Regions from separate parts of the Homo sapiens genome. Here region 1 is linked to region 2. A link is a contact called in ENCODE Hi-C or POLR2A ChIA-PET data. All regions are on one chromosome and are shown on one strand. The core of a region is the stretch at or near the end of the contact, and the rest is flanking DNA. Distances in the headings are between cores, read along the strand shown.

Region 1 (3,224 bases), core at 27-2,526, 160 kb before region 2:
CCTCAAAAGAGTCACAAACTCAAATGCCTATAGAGGCCATTCAATTGAAAAGAGTATAACCATTTAAATAATTTGCCTATAGAACACATAATATGTGCTCACCTCTTTAAAATTTTCAGATGTTTCAAGAAATTCTGGAAATTTGTTTCTTTTTTGTTTTTTGTTTTGAGACGGAGTTTTGGTCTTGTCGCCCAGGCTGGAGTGCAATGATGAGATCTCAGCTCACTGCAACCTCTGCCTCCCAAGTTCAAGGGATTCTCCTGTCTCAGCCTCCATAGTAGCTGGGATTACAGGTGCCCACCACCATGACCAGCTGATTTTTTTTTTTTTTTTTTTTTAAGCAGAGACAGGGTTTCACCGTATTGTCCAGGGTGGTCTTGAACTCCTGACCTCAGGTGATTCACCCACCTTGGCCTCCCAAAGTGTTGGGATTACAGGCATGAACCACTGTGCCCGGCCTGGAAATTTGTTTTTTAGTTCAAAGTTTTCTGATTTTTAAATGTTAGCAATTAAGAATTTTGTAATCACTCTGAGTCAAACAAAACCCGAGTGGGGAGTCAAATGTAGTCCATAGAAGGCCAATTTCCAAATCTATGCCTTTTATCTTCTGATATGCTCTCCCAGGTGGCTTATTGGGAGTTGTTAAGAATTACTTTAAAGGTAGTTTTAATTTTTTTTTTTTTTTTTTTTTTTTTTTATTATACTCTAAGTTTTAGGGTACATGTGCACATTGTGCAGGTTAGTTACATATGTATACATGGTAGTTTTAATTTTTAAAGAGAACTTTTTTCTTTACATTCTTGCATGTGTTTGATCTAAAACAGTTGATGTCAAAGTGTGGGTCATAGACCAAAAAAAGTATGTAGAGTAGTCTGTAATACAATGTATGTGCAAACAAGTTAGACTCTGGAACATTCCCATCCAGCTCTGGGGGAAATAGGAGGCAGATTTAGTGCGAGTGACATCATTGTAAGAAACTCATCTACTCTTAGTTGAACAGCTTAAAGGAGAAGCTATAACTGGCAACGCTGTCTTCCTCATCTGTACACTAAACTGACAGAGGCCACCAGCCATCTTGGAGTTGACAAGAGAGGCTGAAAAAGACCTCACAGAAGATGATATCTAATGTCTGGTTCATTCCTTATTCTTTGCAGAAAAGCATTGCCTCACTCTTACTAATAGTTCCTCTGCTATAGCACAAATGGCATATAAATGTGTAATAAATCAAAGGACCCTGGCTTTTGCTTTCTTTTTTAGGGATTTTTTTTTTTTGTTTCCTGTCTGTGGTAGAAGAAAGAGGAAGAGGCACAGACTGGGTTCTTAATTTGTGTATTCTCTCCCCAAATTTTGAGAACTATTGGTCCTCTAGTAATACTCGTTAGGCAAGAATTTTGTGTAGTAAAAAATAGTGTCATTCTCAAACATTTTTGGTCATTTCTGTGGTCTTAATGCTGGTTCAAAGATTGTGTGTGTGTGTGTGTTTGGAGATCAGTACTACATTTAAATAAACCACCATTTGTGAGATTTCACATAAAAATCTGGACTTTCAGTTTCTTTCGGAAAATGGAAGGAAGTTTCCCACATACTCACAATATGCTGGAGCTGAGCATTAGCTAACCCATCTAGGAGTATTAGCCACTGAATTGATCACTTTCCATTTATTTTGTAAACCCCTAGCCACTTCTGCTCTCTGTGCCTGAGGTTCCTCATTTGTAAATGCAGATTATAGTCATACCAACTGCATTGAGTTGTTACATGGATTCATTTTTAAATTAATAAATATATCAAGCACTTAAAAGAATTCTTAGCGTGTGTTGAACAATCAGTGCTAGTTGTTACTGCTATACCTTTTGCATGTACAAGGTTTATTGTGCTGCTTTAGGGGTTTCACTAACAAAAGAATGAGAAAATAATCCCCTAAAAAGATGCCAATGTCAAAGTGTAGAAAGAAAATTAAGCACAGAGTCAAAGTGAAAAAGCCCAGTCCCAAGTCTACTCCTGTCACCTTGAACAAGTCTCTTAATCTCTCTGGGTTTTAGGTTCCTCGTTTACAAAATAAGAAGAATAGATGCATTGTCTTCAGAGGTCCGTTTCTGAAATTGAATATGATTGAAGGTTTTGGGGGAAAATTAGAAGAAGTCATGCTGTGACAACAGATGCCAAGAGGGGTTAATTTTCTCCTTGAAAAACTGAATACTCTTTCAAAAATTTCTTAGTTAAAAATTAATGTTCACTGTATTTCATATAGATTTAAACTATGATGCAGTGCTTTTCTTATGCTACCAATTAAACACTGTTTCTCTTGCTCCATTCCTCCAGGAAAGAAAACTAGAAATCTGGTCTTTGCTCAATAGCAAGGAAATTCATATTTCTTTTATTGAATGCATAAGTAGTAAAAGGGGATGTCAAGGCCAGGAAGCCGGAGAAAGCATACCTGTTAGAGTAAACAATGGCAGGTCAGGCAAAACTGAGAAACGTGGCATGTTTAATTGTGAATGAGAGAAAGTACATGTCTTTGTTTACAAATCTCATTTACATGATAGTAGTCTCCCTCATCTTTCAACTGTATTAAATGTTATGGATTTGGGGCTATCTTTGTATAAGACTATAATCGAATTTTGATTTTAGTACCATATTATACCATACACAAAATTAGTTAACTTGATTCTTTGGCTAAGTTTAGGGCATATCAGTTGGCTTTTGGATATACGTTAATTGTTTTAGATCACCAAATAGTAAGTTTTAAAGTTGGAAAGGACCTTAGAAATGATTTACTCTATTTATGCAGCCAAAAGACACATGAAAAAATGCTCATCATCACTGGCGATCAGAGAAATGCAAATCAAAACCACAATGAGATACCATCTCACACCAGTTAGAATGGCAATCATTAAAAAGTCAGGAAACAGCAGGTGCTGGAGAGGATGTGGAGAAATAGGAACACTTTTACACTGTTGATGGGACCATAAACTAGTTCAACCATTGTGGAAGTCAGTGTGGCGATTCCTCAGGGATCTAGAACTAGAAATACCATTTGACCCAGCCATCCCGTTACTGGGTATATACCCAAAGGATTATAAGTCATGCTGCTATAAAGACACACGAACACATATGTTTACTGCGGCACTATTCACAACAGCAAAGACTCGGAACCAAGCCAAATGTCCAACAATGATAGACTGGATTAAGAAAATGTGGCACATATACACCATGGAATACTATGC
Region 2 (3,505 bases), core at 672-3,171:
ATTTAACATCAAAAGAAAAATGTCTTGGATTCATCAAAATTGATATACTCAGTTAATTTTTTTGGAAGGAAAAAAATCTTCAAAACCTAGAAACTGAAGAAGAGCAATAATAATTGAACATGTAAGCTTTTGGGATAAAAGCTCAGTGAAAGAATTCCATTTGGTGGAAGTAGAATTACATTCATAGTAAACAAATATTGGTGCTTAAAGTAAAATCAAACCAAAGAAAAACAAATTTTAGCAAGCATTGTGCTAGTGTGACTAGGGAATACACTTTAAATGTGCCTGTTGAACAATAGACTTGTTACAACAGTATTTTAAAAGCAAAGAATATTATCACAAGTCGAGATAGTTTGCAGGAAAAAAAAAAACAATCATGGAAGAGTAGTGGCTTAGAAAATGTAAGGAATACTTGTCAAAAATTATACTGTTGATTGTTATTTAGAGTGAAGCTTATTATTTACTATATTAGTATTTTTCCAATTGAGGGCAGGCCTTGTGCCAATCCCTATTCTAGATGTCTTACATTCTTATTTGATACTGATTGAAACCTTGCAAAAGATGTCTCAGTATCCCTATTTCACCAGTGAGGAAAAGAGAAATTGAAAGTTGCCCCAAATCAAAACTAGCAAGTGGTAGAACTAACTTTAGAAAGTAGGACTGCCTCACTTCAAATAGTCAAATGGGATGGGCTTAATCTATCTTTCAGTTTTTCACCATATAAATTATTATAGTTTCAAAATAGGGATTATGTGCAACTCCCCCAAACACACAAACACATAGACACACATTTTCTCTCTGACAATCACAAGCCAGGTGCCTAGCTTAAAAGTTTTTATTACTTTGTTTCAGAGTTTTTTTTCCTCTGCCTTACAGGATGCCTCTTAATACGCTTGCCATCTTTTCCCCTTGCACTTTTTGTTAGTAGATATTTAGAATATGAAAACTAAATGGAATATTAGTCTAAGCAAATTGCATTTGGAAAACTAAATCTGCCGGAAAAGAACAAATTACACCCTACAGCTCCTGTACACCCATCCTGAGACCAGACCTAAATCAAACATTTTTTTAAAGAAGTCGTAGTTTGGTTTTAGTTGTAAATCTGCTCATCTACATTAGCACAATTTCTGACAACTTGAAAATAAATTATAGAAGTGACCCCAAAGTTCCAGAGAATTGGCTCCGTGTCCCATTTTTTCTTCCTTGTTCCTGGTTTGTCATTCTGTTCATTTCTCTTCTTGGATTTGAGAAAGGAATCTGTTGACTCAGCAGCCCAGGGCTGCGGTTCTTTCTCTCTGGGATCCCTGCTCATTAGCTTCCTATGCGTGGCTTTCTTCCCTGCTGGCTCTGGGCTATAACCTCTCCTCTCATCCTCTTCAGGGAATGGAGAAAATTTGCTTATAACTGTGATCTAAACATAATCATGCAATAGGTACCCTAAAAATACTCAAGGAAGGAAGTACAAAGGACAGACTACCAATTGATAGGACGTCTTCTTGGATTTCATGATTGATACATTAGATTTCTTTACTCTGGGCAAAAAAAAAAAAAACAAAAAACTCCTAGACCAAAAAGTGTACCTTCTCCTTAGAAAGTGCCTGTCAATACTATTTCAGAGAAATACTATGAAGTTGGACTTTTGTGGGTGCTTACGACAGCAATTTCCCTAAAGAGCTTAGAAGTGGGGAAATAAACCAAAATAGAAGTTGAAGACTTTTTAAAATATTTCAAGGACTAAAATGGTCACTGTAGACATCAGGAAAGAAATCTCAGCACACAGTCCTCTTCAGCAAAGTCCACCGCTAAGTTATTTGTTTAGTAAAGAGTTTGTCAGGTAGCACTGCAGCTATTTGGGCAGACCCAACCAGAGAAAAAGATTCCCTGGCATAGAGTAAGCATGACGGTGCCACCTACTGGCCACTTTGCCACACTCTGTCATCCTGTGCCTAGCCCAAGTGGCTCTTGGCTTTGACACTGTCTTTATGGTGGTTTTGCTCTCAACCACAGGTGAAGATAGTGGTTGCTGGCCCCCCTGATAAATAAATAACTCTTGTTTGGGATAGGCAAATTCCTAAACTCACAGGAATTGTTTTCTTTCTTTATACCATCCTTGTATAAAATATACTACCATAAAATGTCATAAAAATTAGAGATTCTCTGCAAGAATATGGGCCTTATGTGATGATAATACAAGCACTTCAAACCTGATTGATGCTTGTTGTGAAGGTTTTCTTAGTACAAAGGGAACATGTTTCTACACTGCCACTCTGATTGTCTCTCCAGTTAATGATTTCCAGAAAAGAGAAGTGGTATAATCAAAATTAAGATATAGTCCTCTGATAGAATAAATTAATGCTATGCTTTCCTATTAAATAATATAGGTGTTTTCAAGGGGAGCCAGTGTTAAATTAGGAGCAAGGTTCGTTCTATTTCCCCAATAGTTTTACTTGCATAAAGGATATGCTGCCTGGCCCAACCCTGCAATTTACAGGGCCCAGGATACCATGTGTCTAAATATTTTAAAAGTTATGAATCAGACTATAAATAAAATCTGTTCTATCCACCTACCTTGACAAATATGTCTTGATAACAACTTGGAAGGCTGAGTTTGGATTTGAAATTCTGTCTCCCCTGAGTTCCATACCAGAAAATATTGACATAGACATAGCCAGCCCGTGTCGCCAGCCTCTGGCCCTAGACTGCTTCATCACTCCCCATCTTATATTATGAACAGCTTTGTGCTCAGATTTGTGGACACCTCAGCCCAGTCTTCAAGTTTTGTCTACCTTTTGCAAACAGCTGCCCCTTTTTGGCTGTCTCTTCATGCCTCTGAATGGTAGAGTTGGAGAAGAGAACTGCCAGGGCCTGGAAGGGAACTCAGAGCCACGGGGCAGGGAATTCTAGGGTCTCAGATAAGAAGAGGTGGTATGGGAGGAGGGAGGGAAGCACAGGCTCCAAGAAGTCACATCCAGCTGGCTCTGTGGACTCCTTACACTGTAGGAAAGGGACTGGCAATGGAAAACACAAAGCAGAGTTCTCCATAGTGTGGGTCTTGGGCCAAAGGCCCCTCTTGCTTTGGCCTTAATGGTGGTGTTAAATGCTCCTGTTTTTGAGGCTACTTTTCTCTTCAAAGGCAACTAAGGCCAATATTGTAATCTGAACACTTCACCGCCTGCACACTCACTTGTAAGTGTGTCTTAGACATTTAAACACAATTAGGTACACCTGTTGCTATGTCCCCAAGGCAGGCAGAAAAGCCGGAACAGTTAGAATCATGCTGCCCTGTTTACAGATTGGCCAGTAGCACACATTGCCAGGATAGCTGTCTAGCCCACAACAGCAAGACCAACAGCCACTGCGGGCAGGATTTGCCCACGTGTGGAGCAAACTGCCAGAGATCTTGGCCTTCTTAGCAGGTTTCAATAAAAACTATTTAAAGATACATAGAAAAGTACACATACACATACAAAGAAAAGTAACCAAGGAACACAAGGTTTTACCAAAT

Evidence for each region. A loop is a pair of places that touch in the nucleus more often than their neighbours do. ChIA-PET counts read pairs that join two places held with the same protein, here RNA polymerase II (POLR2A). Pooled maps may share reads with other maps.
Region 1: a loop to region 2 is called in a map with no recorded cell type, with 6 times the contacts of the local background. The contact joins two enhancer-like sites. A Hi-C loop is called at or near these places in 9 of 37 single-sample maps with no recorded cell type and 8 of 50 pooled maps. POLR2A ChIA-PET finds 5 or more read pairs at or near these places in 1 of 52 experiments (PC-3).

What each region holds. Positions count from the first base shown.
Region 1 is chr9:3,396,388-3,399,611 of GRCh38, reverse strand. The region is part of intron 1 of RFX3 (regulatory factor X3); the gene reads left to right. Among named protein-coding and RNA genes, the nearest start is that of RFX3, 130 kb to the left of the region's middle. Within about 2 kb of position 1,276, at least 7 of the 41 ENCODE cell types and tissues checked have a DNase peak (open chromatin) inside an H3K27ac peak, as active enhancers do.
Region 2 is chr9:3,239,272-3,242,776 of GRCh38, reverse strand. All of the region lies in intron 15 of RFX3 (regulatory factor X3), which reads left to right. Among named protein-coding and RNA genes, the nearest start is that of LINC01231, 59 kb to the right of the region's middle. Within about 2 kb of position 1,921, at least 2 of the 41 ENCODE cell types and tissues checked have a DNase peak (open chromatin) inside an H3K27ac peak, as active enhancers do.